Regions from separate parts of the Homo sapiens genome. Here region 1 is linked to region 2. Evidence: read pairs that join two places in POLR2A ChIA-PET (ENCODE). Cell type or tissue: HepG2. All regions are shown on one strand. Links, peaks and the distances in the headings refer to the core of each region. The heading gives the core; the rest is flanking DNA. Region 1 overlaps PLEKHA6 (pleckstrin homology domain containing A6). Region 2 has its middle 8.6 kb from the start of LINC00628.

Region 1 (8,328 bases), core at 71-8,070, 82 kb before region 2:
AATTGTGTTTATGGTTTCACAAAATGCACCTAATTTTACCCTTTAAATATATACAATTTATCATATACCTCAATAAATCTATAAAAAAGAAAAGCCTTCAATTGAGACATTAAAACAACGACTGCTATTATTGGGCACACCCATTCTGTTTCACATGGTGATGGAATGAGGGTGGGAATGGGTATGGTTTCCTACTGACCTGCTTTAGTCTGACAGAAATGCTGGTTACAGGCAGAGATGAACATGTGTCCTGAATCCGCCTTTACTCTTCTCATGGATTTAGATCAAATAATGTAGCAGACCTGAATACGGTCTTCATCAAAATAAAGGATTATTTGTTCTATGACAGAAGGGAAAATATCAAATAAAATCCTTTACGGTTCACAAAGCACTGTCATCATTATCTCATTTGGTTCTTTTATGGTCTTATGAGGTGGGCAGAAAAGTGTTAGTACCACCCTCATTTTACAAAACAAAATCCCTGAAGCTGGAAGTGTTGGCTGAGATAACCCACCTCATATACCTGAGGCAAGGCTAACCTCGGGGTCTGTTAACCTCAGTCCGAAGCTCTTTCCTCAGGGCCACAAGGAGCTGCCCCGACCTGGCTGATGCCCACCTATGTCCCTCACCCGGGCACTATGTCCCTCACCCTGGCTGATACCCACCTGTGTCCCTCACCCTGGCTGACGCCCACCTATGTCCCTCACCCTGGCTGATGCCCACCTGTGTCCCTCGCCCTGGCTGATGCCCCCCATTTCCCTCACCCTGGCTGACGCCTACCTGTGTCTCTTGCCCTGGCTTGGTCTTTGTGGTGCTCACCCAGCACTGGGTGGATGCTCCTGGAGCATGCCAGTGGCAGCACCTGAGAGGCTCCTGGGATGGATGGAAACAGGGTCAGGACAGGTCAACTAAGGGGAGCACTGCAAGACAGGGAAGACTGATAGAAATGAGGGATGCAAAGTCTAATTAGATCACACATTTGATGTGAAGAGGGGGAATAAAAAACAACCAAATGCCACTCCCAAGGCGGAAGTCTGGAGGTTGTGGAAGCAGCTGGAAGCTGTTAGTGTTAGAGAGCTCCCGGCCAGACACACGGCTGCGTTCCAGGCCTCTGTACCCCTCCCCTCCCGCCTCTTCTCTGTACCCTAACCTTCCTCCTCCTGGCATGGAGCCCCACCTCTCTCCCCCAACTTGTTCTGAGGGTGGGATGACTGGGAGAGGGAGCAAGCCCACACTGTGGGAGTGGGGGAGGGAGCACAAAGTTTAAGGGGCATCCAAAAACTCAGTAATCAGACTTTTTTTTTTTCTTTGAGATGGAGTCTTGCTCTGTCACCCAGGCTGCAGTGCAGTGGCGCGATCTTGGCTCATTGCAACCTCTGCCTCCCAAGTTCAAGCGATTATCCTGCCTCAGCCTCCCAAGTAGCTGGGACTACAGGCATGTGCCACCACACCCAGTTAATTTTTGTATTTTCAGTAGAGATACGGTTTCACCATGCTGGCCAGGCTGATCTCGAACTCCTGGCCTCAGGTGATCCGCCCGCCTTGGCCTCCCAAAGTGCTGGGATTACAAGCATGAGCCACTGCACCCGGCCAATCAAGACTTATTTTAACGCGATATTTTTGAAATAAAAATTAACATTAAAAACCCATGATGAATGAAATACCAACATTTCAAATAAAGACAGGACCAGTATCACTGGAATTTCCCTTTTGCCTCAGCCTCCAATTTGGCTTAAAGTGGCACTGTTTTAGATCCTGTCTTTATTTCGAATGTTACTATTTTGTTCTTCATGAAATGTTTGCATTGATTTTGATTTTAAAATTATTGCATTGAAATGTTATTTATCTTGACTACCGAGTTTTTTGGCACCCATTTGGCAAAATGTAAGACATTTTGTACCTAAGGGGAGTGTATTAATCGCCTTACTCTAGTCAGCCCTGCTCAGGGATGAGGAAAGACGGGACAAGGCTCAGGAAGTCCCAGAGAGGATCCTGTGCTCTTTAAGAAAACTTCAATGCATGAACATGGAGAAAGGCTGAGGGACTTTCCAGACTGAGAGGAAAGAGACATGATCCTGAATTGGATTCTAATGACATTATTAGGACAACTGGTGAAATTTCAATATGGACTGTATATTAGATAATAGAATTGTATCGATGTTATTAAGTTTCCTGAGTCTGTTAATTGTACTGTGGTTATGCAAGAGAATGTCCTTGTTTTTAAAAGGAAAAAGAGAAGATGAAGAAAGAGTGGCCAGAGCGTGACAGCTGCTTGACAGCTGCATTAAGCCAAACACCCTTCTCTCTCTCCAGCCTGTCTCTCCTCCAATTCCAGGCCATCCCAGGAGGATACGGAGGAAGTGGTGATGGCAGAAAATCTTGTCCAGAAGATAGGGTACTGGAGGGCTGGTTGGACATTTCTTCTTGAAATAAGAATTAACCTTGAATTCCCAAATTACCCTTCACCCTCCCAGGAAAACTTGACAACTAGCACAGAAAGAAAAAGGAAATTAACACCTATCCAAGTCATGATGCTAGCGAATTCTCTGCTTAACCCCCAGAGATAGGTATTGCTGTCCTGCTGTTGCGGAGGAAGAACCTGAGAGGTCAGGTTATTAGCCCAAGGCTACACAGTTAGGAAGTGAGAGAACTGGGATTAGAGCCCAGGACACAGCCCAAAGCCAGCTTTCTTCCCACTTTATGTTAGTTGTGCAACTTGAAATTCCCTTCTCATGCATCATCCTACCAGCTAATCCTTTCGTTTATTTTTATTGAGTTGAATCCGCATTAGCCTTGAGATTTTTGGCTCTGGAGTCAGACTGCCCCAGTTCCAATCCCGGCTCCACCAGTTACTACCTAAGGGACTCTGGGTGAGAAACTTAACCTCTCTGTGCTTTCATTCCCCCATCTGTGAAAACGGGATAATATACGGACCTTCTTCATGGGTTCGTCACAGGAGTAAATAAGATTATACCCACAAAAAATTTATGAAAGGTTCTGGCACTTAGTAAATGTTCAATAAATGCTAATAATCATTATTATCTGTCTGCATCTGCCTTGGGCTATTTATCCTTAGGAGACAGTGGCTCAATTTTGATTATAAAACCCCTCACCACTTTGACACCTACAGATGGATGCTTAATAATTTGTTCCTAAAGAAGTTATCCATCAAGATAGTACCCTCTCCCCTGTACTTAGGAGCCAGAACAATTAACACCTGAGAATCTCAAATGTGAGGGAGGTCTGTTCCTAGTGTAATTTGAACTGGGAGGTGGGCTTTTGTGTGTGTGTCATGGTTGAAAGCAGTCCATTCTAAGGGTCAACATTACTGGACAGAAATAATTGACTAAGAAGACCCAGTTCTAGGCCAGGCGCATTGGCTCATGCCCATAATCCCAGCACTTTGGGAGGCCAAGGTGGGTGGATTTCCTGAGGTCTGGAGTTCAAGTACAGCCTGGCCAACATAATGAAACCCTGTTTCTACTAAAAATACAAAAAGTAACCAGGTGTGGTGGCACACGCCTGTAGTCCCAGCTACTCGGGAGGCTGAGGCAAGAGGATCGCTTGAATCCGGGAGGCGGAGGTTGCAGTGAGCTGAGGTCATGCTATTGCACTCTAGCCTGGGTGACAGAGGGAGATGCCATCTCAAAAAAAAAAAAACAAACAACAAAAAAAAAATTCTAGTGCTTATGCTGCTATCCAGCTGCATAAGGTGTGTAGCAAGTCCTTGTTCTCTTGGGGCCCACTAGACCTGAGAAAGGGAATCTCATTGCCCCTAGAGCAAATTATAGGACAAAAGAGCTGCTCATCCTGAGCACCTTCGGTTCTTCAGGGAAGCGCTCCTTCCAAAGGCTGCCTGCTCATCTGAAACCCTCACCCCATTTTAGAGGCTTAGATTCAGCTGGGGAGGACCCACAGCCCGAGAAGGAAAACAAACCAACAGATTATGCTTCTAGGTGGCCACAGCAGGCCAAGCCAAGGGCAGGGTGGCCAAAGGTCAAGCAGCAGTCAGACTGAGCCAACACGAGCCTCCTGTGACAAAGCCAGAGCCAGAGCAGGGCAATTTTCTAACTATAAACGGAAACTCAAGAAGCTCCAAACCGCACAAACACACGTGGGAAGATGAGGGTAAGGCACAGAAGCTACGGGGTGCACGCACACAGAGGAAGGGGCTTCATGACGTGCAGGCAGGGGACCAAGGAAGGGCATATGTGTCAGTGTCGTGGATGCAGCAACAGATCTGGGTTTCTGGGGTCCTGGAGCTTATACAATTTGTGGTGGGAGGGGCGTGGTCCTCATTAAGGAAAAGACTATAGGTACAAATTTGTGTGTTAGATATGGCCTTGGAAGGGGCCAGTGCAAGTGCATCCTCCTCCCCATGTGGATTTCTGAACACTGGTGCACACTCACATGCGTGTGTTTCGTGGCCTCCTGGTTCCCGTCTCAGCACTATTTCTCTTTCCTCTCACACAGTGCTTTGCCTGATTTTTTTTTTTAATGGTAGAGAGCATGAATTAAAGCCCCCACATCTTGGAATTCAATTCCTCTCCAACACATGTGATGGGCATTTAGATTTTGCATGCCTTCCCCTACCCTCCTCCAATGCCCTGCACCATCATCACTATCTACCAGAGCAGAGTCCCTCCCCACTCCCCTACTCGCTTTGCTGTGGGTAGCCCCACCTTCCCCAAAGGGCATTGCAGCGGCCCTCTAAGCTGCCAGAAGGGTGAAACCACAGCTCCCCCCAGCTGCCTGGCCCCTTGCATTCCAGCCCTGCACCCAGAGTTTGACCTTCTCTGTGGCTGGCTGCAGACGTGCTCTGTGTTACAGAAATAGTCCAGCTCCTGAGCCCCTCCAGGCCTCCCTCTGCTTCACTCAGAGACACCCCCACCTCACTGGCTCCAAAAGAGTCAGGCAGGATCAGAGAGAAGTGCTCCGTTCTCCAGCCTCCTCCCACACACTACTCAGAGCAGAGAGTGGGGCCTGCCTGTTCCCCTCCTTCTCCTTCCAGCCTCAGTACTCTGTGTCTGCAGAGAGCGTGGACGGAAATGAGAGGTTTGAGGCATCGCAGAGTGAAGGGGAGCAGAAAGAAAAAGCCTGCAGTACCATGGAAAGCTTATGCAATTTGACCTGAAGAAAGGAGTTCAGATTTAGGAACATGGCTATTACCACCATAACCAGAGAGCCACCGTACCCATCCCTGCAGATTTCTTTTTTTAAACTACCAGCTCCATGGAGAGAGAAAGGAAAAGAATTTAGTGACAACAGTAGAGATAAAATCCGAATCAGATGGAGAAAGTCACTAACTAACATATCCTTCTTCCTAGAAAGAAAAATCTCCTGGCTCTAACATTTGTCTTTGATGTGACATTTAACTCCTAAACACTACCTTCTGGTAGGAAAATACATGGATACATGGAGTGTCTAAATGTAAATTTCTCTTGTTGGAAAGTCTCAAGACAAAGACTAATCCTCGTCCCCCTTTAAGTTTTCTCTTTCCAACAAGAAATTCTACTGGGTGTAAGGCACTGGGCCTTAGCACATGGCTACAAAGGACAAGGTCGCTGTCCTGGGGGAGTTGATATCAGGCAGTCTTTTCTCCTGTTCACCTGGGGTAGAACTGTTTGGTTCCCCAGTTGGTCAGAGAGAAAAGGAAGGATGGCTGGGAAGTCACAATGCCTGGATTAGAATCCTGACTCTACTCCATACTAGCAATGGGACTTTGGACAAGTTATTCAATCTCTCTATGCCTCAGTTTCCTCATCGGCAACAGGGGGGGTGGGTAACAGTTTCTACTTCATAGGATTTATTGTGAGGATTAAGTGACTTAATTCACATAAAATGCCTAAAACGATGCCTGTTACACGTTCGTGGTTATCATTGTCTCAACCCCCCAGCTTGTGGAACCACCAGAAACATCGGAACTGAAATTCAGTCCCCTCTACATTGCTAACTATGAGCTGTTTCTTATCAGAGATCCAAAAGGATTTAGGGTTCTTTGCAGGTTTTGGTTGCCCAACCTCCACAAGGTCCATCAATGTGAGTGATAGAGGGAAGACGGCATCTTGATCTAGGACCCCTTTGCTGTCCTCCCCCTACTCCTCATATCTCTCCCCATTGACTTGCCTGAACCTCCACACCTTTCTCATGGTTCACAATTGGCTCTGGTCCCATGGAGCCAGTAGTTGGAAAAGAAGAATCTAGAGGAGTGCTCTTGGGCATTTCCACAAGTAGTCAGACATGTGTCTCTTCTCCTCAGGGGTTCACTTCGATGAAGAGCAGCAGCCAGTCAAAAATGCTTCCAAATCCCATAGAGCCTGGCCCAAGCCCTTGTCTTCTCATGCAAAAATAGTTTCATATTCACTAATTCAATCCTAACCTAAGCAAGATGGTGGGCCTGAGTCTTCCTTGTGAGCCCCAGATGGAATGAGGGACAATGGATGGATTCAGTTACATCATGAAAGACTGAATTTAGAAACAATGAGCTTTCCAACAGTGAGACTTTTCAATGTTGACTCCCTAGTGTCAAATGGAACAATCAAACCATTTATGAAAGACTTTACTAAAAGGGTAGAGTGGTACCTGAGGAGGGGTCGGGGACTGAATGGCCTTCAAGGTCCAGGTTCCGGGTCTTTTCTGCACATGGAGAATGGCAATGACACACAGCCATGCCCCAGGTTCCATCAGTCAGACTACCCTGCTCCTTGCTAGGCCTTGCCCGTCCTCATGCCAGGCAGGAGAAGAGCCAAGCGAGAGGAGTTGGGGTGTGTAAACTCTCTAGGCCAGACTCCCCTAGGCTTGGAGGTCCAAGAAGGGCTAATGTGCAACAGAAAGTACTAACCCATTTCTAGAAACTGGCCCCATCCCTAGATCCATGGTTAAGGAAATAACCATGTGCCTAAACCCTACCCACTCTTGTGGTTACATGGGGTAGCCACCTGATCTCAGCTCAGCCAAAATCCCTCCCCAGGGATGGGAACAGAGATGGAGAGAAAAAAGAGGCCAGCCCTTCTCCAGGCAATTCTATTGGTGATGTGCACAGGAAGGAGCTGCTTTTCCATCTTTTCTTTCCTATAGACTGACCAGGAAGCTGAAAGTCCTCTCTGCAATGAGAGAAGTGAATGAGCCAGCACACAGAGAGGGGCAAAGACCATATCTGTGGCATTCAGCTTCTTGCTTCTAGTCCATTCTTGTGATCCAGCCATTTCTTTGACCTTGAGTTCTGAGAGACACCCCAGCTCCCTTATAATTAAATCCCCTCTGGGGCTTCAGCTGCTTTGAGTAGTCAGTAACTTGTACCCAGAAGTCACAAATTAATCCCAGAGGAAGGGACAAGATAATTTCCAGAGGACCCAAAGTCTCCATCTAGACTTTGCACACATGGTTGGTATGAGGAAGAAAAGGAAAGCAAACAGGAGGAAGAAGGGAAAGCACTGGGAATTTTGTCTAAAGACAGCAGAAAAGGGTGCTGGGAGGCTGTCACCAGCCTAGACACCAGGCCATCTGAGAGGACAGGAAGAAAGAGGAGGGTCAGAGAAAGCAGGTGAGCTTCCTACTGCCCAGTGCAGAAGAGCCCCTGGGATGTTTAAGAGGGAGCTGGCAACAGAAGTGGGGTGTGTCATATAGGTGAGCTAAGGTCCATAGGGAAGGTGGCAGGGGAGGACTGCTGACCGAAGGACTCAGGGAGCTCTGAGCCGGCAGCCAGCAAGCTGACACAGCTTTGAGACATTTTCCCAGAGGACAGCCATTATTGAGGGGAGAAAACATCTCGCATTCTTTCTCCTGCACTTTCCAAAGCAACGTGGGTCTTCTACTGTCTTAGGGCCTCACAGTTCTCTCAGGCTAAGAGGTTTAACCTGCCCCCTCATGTCTTCTTTAGAAAGGCCTACTTCCCTGGCACCAATTCCATGAGCTAATGTCCCCTTTAAGAATATTTTTTGCCCCATCTGTTCTCTAGTTGGCTGGAGCAGATGTTCTTTGTTCCTGTGGAAACTAACCTACCACCCTTCCTAATGGGTGTCTCCCTAGTGAAGCACAGGCCACTCCCCTGCCAGAGCAGCCGGCCCTTCTACTGCTTGGAGTTCACTGATGGCAGGCTCCTCACCACAGAGGAACACCATGGACACATGTGCCTGAATATTAAGAGTCCAGATCTTGCCTGACCTAGAGATGACCCAGAAATGGCAGCCGCCATCTGACAGTACTTAGAAGATAGAAGAGGGAGGTTATCTATGCCATTGCCCAGACAACAGACCAGGGTCCATCTTTCCAATGATGTGTTAACAGCAGGGTGCATCTTCAGCAGATTGAATTAGTGCTTCCTTTGAC
Region 2 (8,328 bases), core at 57-8,056:
CCTCTTCCCCTTGGCTTGGCACCATCTTGCACCCTTGTCAGCACCACTGTCTGGGACAACGCAGTCACAGGCTGTCTCCACTCCAGCACCGGGCTGATGGGGGAACTGGGCCTCGAAGAACTGGGGTCACTGCAAATCCAGTCTCCCAGCTTAGCTGAGCCCTGAGTGCCACCTAGAATCTTCTTCAAGGTCCCCAGTCAGTTGCCATCTGCAGAGTGCTCCAAGCCTTTCCGGCTAACCTCAGGTCCCAGGGCTGCCTCTGCTACCTAGCCCCTCTCCGGCACAGAGGATCTTATGTCTTAATGAAGAAAAAATAGAAAAGATTAGGTGGGAGCTTTCCCAGTATGCCCAATCACCTCACCACCAAAACTTACCCAGATTCTCACCCATCCTTTAATACTTGTCTTCCTCTGGAGAAGAGGTAGCCCTCTCTCCCCTTTAAGGCTAATCTCTCTGCCTGGGTTATCGTCCCCCTCCTCTTCCATCTTTTATAGAACCTCCTTCTGTTGAGCATCCCAGCCTTGCATCTTCACCTCCTCTCTCTTTATAGGGTCCATCCCTTTATCCTCCTCCTCTGTCTGTGTCTTCTATAGTCTAAACACGCTGCCTCCCACTCAATGCCATGTCCCCTGGCAGCTTCATGTCTCGCACTCCTCATTCCTGACCAAACATTCAACAGTAGTCACTCCTAGCTTTCCCCACTTTCTGGCCTTTCATTCACCAATCCACTGCAACCTGGTTTCTGTTCCCAGCTCTCTCCTGAAACCACTTTCCTAGACGTCATTAGAGGCCTCCCCCTCTCCTAAATCCACTAGGCATTTTTTAGCCTTTGGCCCGTTTGGCTTTTCTGCTGCATCCAATACTGTTGAATTCCTTCCTTTTTTCTTCTTAACATCCCTCTTCCTTGCCTTCTGGGGTGGCATTCTACCCTGGTCCTGGTGCTGCCCACCTCTGCAACCTCTCGGTCTTACTCTCCAGCCTGGCCTCTGTTCCTCTGTCCCTTCCTTGACACTGGTGCTGCCTGGGGTATACTCCTGTCTTTTCCCTCGCACTCTTCTGGGTCGTTCTACCCCCACACGATGACCCTTTTCCAGCCCAGGCCTCTCTCTTCAAACTCTATCCTGTATATCCAGTTGTCTGTTAGACAGCATCTCCTGAATGTCCCCCGGGAACCTCAACTGCAGTGTTTCCCCACTAACCCTGTACTCCCCCTAATATGCACTCCCCTTGCCATACTCCTGACCTCTGTCAACTCAAGCTGGAAATTCTAAGCTTCACCTCTGATTCCTCCCTTTGTCTCCCCTCCCCAGAATTCAAGCATTAGAAGAATATTCCTGATTTGGTTCCTGAAGATTTCTCCCATCTCTCCCTCCCCTTCACTTCTATTCTCACCATTTTAATTCGGGCCCCATCAGCTGTCTCCTGGACTTTTGCAATTGTTTCCTAACTGCTTTCCATACCTTAAGTTTCTCCTCCTGCCTCTCGCTCAGCCTCAAATCATCGCTCAGGAAGCTGCCAGAGACAAGGCTCTAAACACAGACTCGATGATGTCAAGTCCCAGTTTGAAATCTCCTTTGGCTTCCCATCACCTATAGGATGGAGTCCCGACCCCTTAGCTTAGCACATAAGGGCTCTCTCAAGCTGCCTCTTCCTACTTTTTCTCCTGGTCCTCTACAGTATTTCAGCAGCTCCACTCCGTCTCCACTGAACCTCTCCGAGTGCTCTAGGTTACCTGTTCCTCAGCCCCCACTGGTGCCTTTATTTCCCCAAGCCTCTACTTCCAAGGCTTCTTTCACTCTTGTCTCTCCTCCAGAATCAGCTCAAATGCTTCCTCCTCTGGGAAGCCCTCACTGAACTCCCTGGAGAGCATTAGTTCTTTCCTTCCCATAGCATCATGCAAATGCCTCAAGAATGTACCATATTATTTCCTAAGTATTGATTTATGTATTCTCCCTGTTAACTTAAAGTAAAAACCTATATCTTATTGTTTTTATCTCCAGTGCCTAGCACTGCAGCAAAGAGTGGATGCCCAATAAATGTTTGTAGAATGAAAGAGGAAAAGAATCTGGATGGCAAGTAAGAGATCAGGAAGAAAGAAGAGAATGAACCACTTCATCAGTATACCTGAGGGGCTCATGGAAATTCACATTCTAAGACCCTACCCCAGATCCTCTGAATAGGAATCTCCTGAGGTAGGGCTCAGGAATCCACCTTCTTAATAAGTTCCTTGGGTGATTCTTATAAACTCTAATGTCTCTAGCCACTGCAGTTTTAATATTGCAGAGGTTCTGTTATTTAAGAATCTGACTTAGGGTCAAGAACTTTAATGGAGTTAATTTCTAAGATAATATAATTACAACATCAATTATGATCATGGTGGTGATAATTACAGAACAAAGGCCTAAAGCAAATGTGGAAACTTAGAAACACCAAAGAGAAACTACTGCCTGCCTGAGCCCCTGCAAAGGCAGTTTGGTACCTGGGGAAGCAGTGCACTAAGTCAGCAGATGCGGGGCTGAGTCCCAGCTCTGATTAACACGTGGTTTTCTCTTAGACCGGTACTTCAATATCTCTGGACCTCAGTTCCCCATTTGACAAATGAAGGGGTTGTTTCTAAGATTCCTTGTAGCTCCGATGTTTTTAAGTGGCTATCTTGAGGAAGGAAAAGCTCGTCAAGTGTGGGTAACAGTCCAAGACGCTGTGCTTCTAGACTTGCTATATTTCTGGAAGATGTCTATCCTGGCAAAAGATGACTATAGTAGAAGCGAGCCAAAAGACAGCCAGCAGGGCCACTTTGTTATAATGAGATTATGCCAGAGCCACTTTGGCTTATGAAATTAATATAACAGTGCTAATATATTACTGAGAGTAGCAAAGGCGCGCTCTCTCTCAAGAATGCCAAACATACAGTGGGCATCGTCCCCCTCCCTCTTGACCACAGCCCCATAAAGAAGCAGGACAGGAGAGGAGAACTGCTGTCCTGGGCACGCTGAGTCTGGGGCGAGGGTTGCCAGGAACTGAGTGGTAGAGGCAGGATCTCCTGGTATGTTGTCACTTAGCCCAAGTCTTCCCATAGGAAAGTCTCGGGGAAAATGAAAGACCTACCTCTGGCCCTTTCAGGGAAGGAGCTGAAAAAACTCCAGGCTGGGCATTGGTCTAGTCATCCTCCTGGAGGCCTCGCATGTGACCAGGGAGAGGGAGAAAGGGCAGCACTCCCCTGCCCTGCCCAGCCTTTCCAAGCTGAGGGAATGCCAAGCCTTTGCTGGACTTTGACCCATTGAGGAAAAGGCGGGAGACACATTCAAACAGGCATGGTGATAAACTTATTAGTCATGCCCGCCCTTGTAGCCACCGCTTCACCCACCTTCTCCGGCCTGCCCCCAGCCCCGCCACTTTTCAAGTTGGGCAACTTAATGGAAAAAAATGAAATAAAAAGAAGAGCGAGACCAACATACTTGATGAAGAAGATTCTCCCACCGCCGTCAACTCCGTAGGCCCACCGGCCGGGCAGGTCCAGCCAGTCAATCTCATCGGCCATCTCGGTGTCCCTGCAGCCCCTCTCGCTCTCTGCGCCCCCAGGCGCCGGCTGGGCAGGGGGCTTGGTACCCGGGAACCCCCACTTGCTGCCCCCTTCCAGAGGCCGTGGTGGGGGAGGGGGTCCGGCCGGGCTGGCGGCGTCGCTCCCGGGTCCCTGGCAGTGTGGCTGGCCTCCCCACTGAAGACGCGCTGGCCTCAAGCCGGGCGGCAGGGAGCAGGCAAGCGCTTAACCCTGGCCGGCCGGGAGCCCCAGACACCACCTGCCTCCTCGTCGACTCGGGAGCTCCTCTTCGGACCGTTTCCTGAACTTTAATGACGGGCAATTAGCGCGGTGAGTAATTACGATGCCTCTCCTGCCGGGACTGTTAACGGGCAGCGCTGGGTCTCCGTTCCTCCTGGCTCTGCTGCCCTCCAGCCTGGCGGAGCCCGGAGAGCAGAAGCTGGAGCGGGGAGGATCCCTCCCCGAAGGGAGCAGGTTGCAGTGCGAGCAGGGGTGTTGCCTCTCCGCTCCCAGCTCCGATCTTGCACTTGAACCACCGGCGGGGCCGGGGGCGGAGCCGCGCCGCCGCCTCGGAAGGTAATTCACAGCCCCGAGAACTCGCCGGCAGCGCCAAGTCCCCCAGTCCAGGCGCACCGCGCAGAGAACCAGTTTGACTAAAAGAGCTTTGAATCAGGAACCTGGTGGACATGTCCAGCCACTGAACGGAAAAGGGGAAGTGATTAAACCTGGTTCTACTTGGTGGGAGGTTAGGAGAGGAACAAAGGTCAAAGGCACGGAAGCGTGGCGGGGCTGTGAGCAGCGAGGGGCCCGGGGAGCCTCTCCTAGCTCAGATGCCAGCCTGATTAGTCGAGCTAGTCCTTACCTTTCTTTCCCAGCACCTCCTCCAAGAAGTCTGCCATGACTAAGTAGAATCACAGGGAGACCTTAGAAATACTCAGAAACCAACAGCGTTTATGTCCCTCCATTCCATTCCCCCTAACTTGCACCAGAAATGGAAAAGGAAAAAGGAAGAAAAATGGAGAGAGAAGGGAATGTGTTATGTGTACAGAATGCAGACTGCAAGCATTTCATACTGGCATACCAAAAGCAGTATTGCTGGAGCCCACAGTTCTGCTATCTCAGGGTCTATATCAAAGTTAGCCAGCTTAGGCAACATAGCAAGACCCTGTCACTACAAATAATAATAATAATTAATTAGCTGGATCTGGTGGCACGAGCCTGTAGTCCCAGCAACTCAGAACACTGTCAGGAGGATCACTTTGAGCCGGGAGGTCGAGGCTGCGGTGACCTATGATCCTGCCAGTGTACTCCAGCCTGGGCAACAGAGCGAGACCCTGTCTCAAGAAAGAAAAAATGCTGAAGTCCATTTGGCTTTCCCAGCTTACTCCGGATCTGCCACTGGGGCTCCAGTTAGGTACATACAGTTCCAATCCATGTGCCAGGCCCAGGAGAATAATTAGACGATGAGAGAGACACCTGTGTTTAAAGGGAGCAATGTGTTCCATGACAGCTGGCAATTATCTGTTGGGCAAACATACGTTTTGTGAGCATTCCAGGAGACTTGATCCCCATTCCACATAGGTAATTCCTACTCATCCTTTCAGTGTCTACCCATGTGCCACCTCCTCCAGGAAGCCATTCCTGACACTACCCCGGAGAGATTTATATGTCCATCCTCCATGTGTCATGGCACCTGATGAATAACCCTATAGTAGCACTTATCACACTGTAATGCAATCCTTGATTTAGTCATCTGTCTCCTCCATTGGACTGTGTGCTCCTTGGGGCAGGAACTCCATCTTATCCATCTTTACAGCCCTGGCAGCTGCCTGCGGCACCAATTAACAATTTTTTTTTTTTTTTTTTGAGATGGAGTCTCGCTCTATCACCCAGGCTGGAGTGCAGTGGCATGATCTCGGCTCACTGCAACCTCCACCTCCCAAGTTCAAGTGATCCTCTCACCTCAGCCTCCTGAGTAGCTGGGGCTGCAGGCACTCACTACCATGCCTGGCTAATTTTTTTTGTATTTTCAGTAGAGACGGGGTTTCACCATGTTGGCCAGACTGGTCTCAAATTCCTGACCTAAAGTGATCTGATCCACCGGCCTCAGTTTCCCAAAGTGCTGGTATAACAGGCATGAGCCACTGCGCCCAGACCAATTAACATTTGATGAATGCTTGATATGGTCATAACTGAGAACTACTCTTAACTCTAACCACAATCCCGTACTTTTGGACTTTATTTAGAGGCACTCTCAATATAACCATCAGCAACATCAGGGTGTGTGTGGGGAGATCTTCCTGGGAAAAGAAACAGCCTGTGATCCTTCTCATAGATCCCAAATTCTCAACCTGGAGGGTTTAAAGTGTATACATCTGATAGATGGTAAAGCTAGGAGATGCCTCAGAGAACATTTAGTCCAATCCTCTTGTTTTGAATATGGCAAGTGAGGAACAGAGAAGGGAAAGGGGCTGGTCAAGGTCACTGAGAAGGGTGGTGGCTGAAAAGGATCTGCCCACCAGTGTCTCAGGCCAGAGCTGTTTTCATTACATCCTTCGCACTCCAACACTGGAAATGGACTCTGCCAACATCCTGGCTGCCAGATCTAAGTTAAGTCCATTCTCCAGAAGCAGAAGACACGCAGAAACCCATGATGTCCAAATTCTTTCTCTCTTCTCAGATCCTACAAATTTCTAGTAGAGAAAGCTTCATTTGACAATGAAGCAGAGCTGCACCTGGGAAGCACAGATGAAGGTCTAGGTGCCCCTTCGTTTCTGAATTGGAGAAAGTTGGCAGATCAAGGTAGCAGACTCTGCCAGGCTGCAGTCCCCTGTCACCAGCCATATGAAACACCTGTAGGACTCACGCCACTGACAAAGCACAGAGCCACCTGCCTAGCCCCTGAGATGGCCAAGAATATAAACGGCCAGAGTTGCTGCCAAGATGCCTCAAGGGAAAATACCAGCAATCAGTGCACTCCCAGTCCAACCTGAGCAACCAGTAAGGGCAGCTGCTTGTGCTGAACGTGGGCAGAAACAGGGGACAAGATGACATATATTTGAAAACATGTATTACACTACTGTCTTCTTCGAGCGCCTCTTGATCTATTTTTCCACGAGATTTTTGTCTTGTTTAATGTCTAATGTAGCCTGGGGTTCCTGGGGACATTTACCTAGATGAGAAAAGGCCAGTGGCTCAGATTTGTAAATGTTTATTACTCATTTGAAATAAGAAATCACGTTCGAAAATATTTCCCTAACTGTGGTCTAGTCTCGCTAGTGACTTTTTGCATGCTAGTTCTTGTTTATGATTAGTTATGATTAGTATTGATACTGCTAGTAACGACATTTTAGCAAAAGAGCTAAAGACATGTAGAAAAAGAGTAGAAAACCCAAATAAAAGCAGCTATTGGTTCAACAATTACCTAGAAGAGAGAAGGAGGGTTGATAGATTAAAATGAAAATCATACATGGCTGGCAACTAAGTCAGAAATTTAGCTGTCTGATTGCTTTTCCCCCCACAGCAAATTTTTTTATCCCTTTAAAAATGTTTATTTATTTATTTATTTGCTTAAAAACAGGATCTCATTTTGTCACCCAGGCTAAGGTGGTGCAGTGGCACAATCAGAGCTCACTGTGACCTTGAACTCCTGGACTCAAGCCAGCATCCCACCTCAGCCTCCCAAAATGCTGGGATTACAGGAGTGAGCAAGTGCGCCTGGCCTCTTTCATCTCTTTAAAAGGCAACCAAGCATTTGGAAAAAATATATCAGTAATATTTATAAATTATTCTGATTCTCTATTACATTCTGATGTCTTAATCACTTCAACATTACTATTTCTGGTTTGATATCTGTGGTAGGCTGAAAAACATCTCCTCAAAAGCTATCTGCATCAAATCCCTGGAATCTATTAATGTTCCCTTATTTGGAAAAAGGTCTTTGCAGATACAATTAAGAATCTTAAGATGAGAAAATCATCCTGGATTACTGGGGTGAGCACTAAATCGAATGACAAATGTCCTCGTAAGAGACACATAAGAAATGTAATAGAAGAGGTGGAAGTCATGTGACCATGAAAACAGAGATTGGAGTGATGTGGCCCCAAGTTAGGGAATGTTGGCAATCACCAAAAGTTAGAAGAGGCAAAGAGTACATTTTCCCCTAGAGCTTCCAGAGTGCAGCCCTGCCAATACCTGGATTTCATCCTGAACTGTGAGAGTATAAATTTCTATTGTTTTAAACCACCCAATTTGTAGTAATTTGTTACAGCAGACATGAGAAATTAATACAGTACCTACAAGAAAATCACAACTCAGTGAGGGCCAGGTGTGGTGGCTCACACCTGTAATCCCAGCACTTTGGGAGGCTGAGGCAGGTGGATAACTTGAGGTTGGGAGTTCAAGACCAGCCTGACCAACATGGTGAAACCCCATCTCTACTAAAAGTACAAAAATTATTTGGTGGTGCACGCGTGTAATCCTAGCTACTCGGGAGGCTGAGGCACGAGAATAGCTTGAATCCAGGAAGTGGAGGTTGCAGTGAGCCGAGATTGCGCCACTGCACTCCAGCCTGGGTGACAAAGTGAGACTCTGTCTCAAAAAAAAAAAAAAAAACCCTCAATGAGGACTGAAATAAATGTCCATTATTTTTACCTCTCCAGCATCTACTCTCCCTTCTTCTGTTAATAGCTGCAGGTTTCCTTTTGACATCTATCTACCCTCTGCCACTCTCAGCCTGTGTGGGCTGGCCCCACCTTTACTCTCAAGCTCCATTGAGGGTTGGGCTGTGA

Evidence for each region. Peaks named below come from ENCODE experiments on the same cell type or tissue, not always from the same donor. Only the 100,000 strongest peaks of a DNase experiment are listed, where the experiment ranks them.
Region 1: POLR2A ChIA-PET joins it to region 2 with 5 read pairs; 6 of 35 experiments call an interaction of 5 or more read pairs at or near these places.

Annotation. Positions count from the first base shown.
Region 1 is chr1:204,291,843-204,300,170 of GRCh38, forward strand. All of the region lies in intron 1 of PLEKHA6 (pleckstrin homology domain containing A6), which reads right to left. Among named protein-coding and RNA genes, the nearest start is that of PLEKHA6, 64 kb to the right of the region's middle. RefSeq lists an enhancer at 3,486-4,377. In HepG2, for the core only: a CTCF peak has its summit at 4,740; DNase peaks (open chromatin) are centred at 2,729, 3,989 and 4,739; H3K4me3 peaks cover 1,324 bases.
Region 2 is chr1:204,374,128-204,382,455 of GRCh38, forward strand. It overlaps a transcript of PLEKHA6 not described here. Among named protein-coding and RNA genes, the nearest start is that of LINC00628, 8.6 kb to the left of the region's middle. In HepG2, for the core only: no CTCF peak of the experiment used is centred there; DNase peaks (open chromatin) are centred at 3,264 and 4,254; H3K4me3 peaks cover 3,077 bases.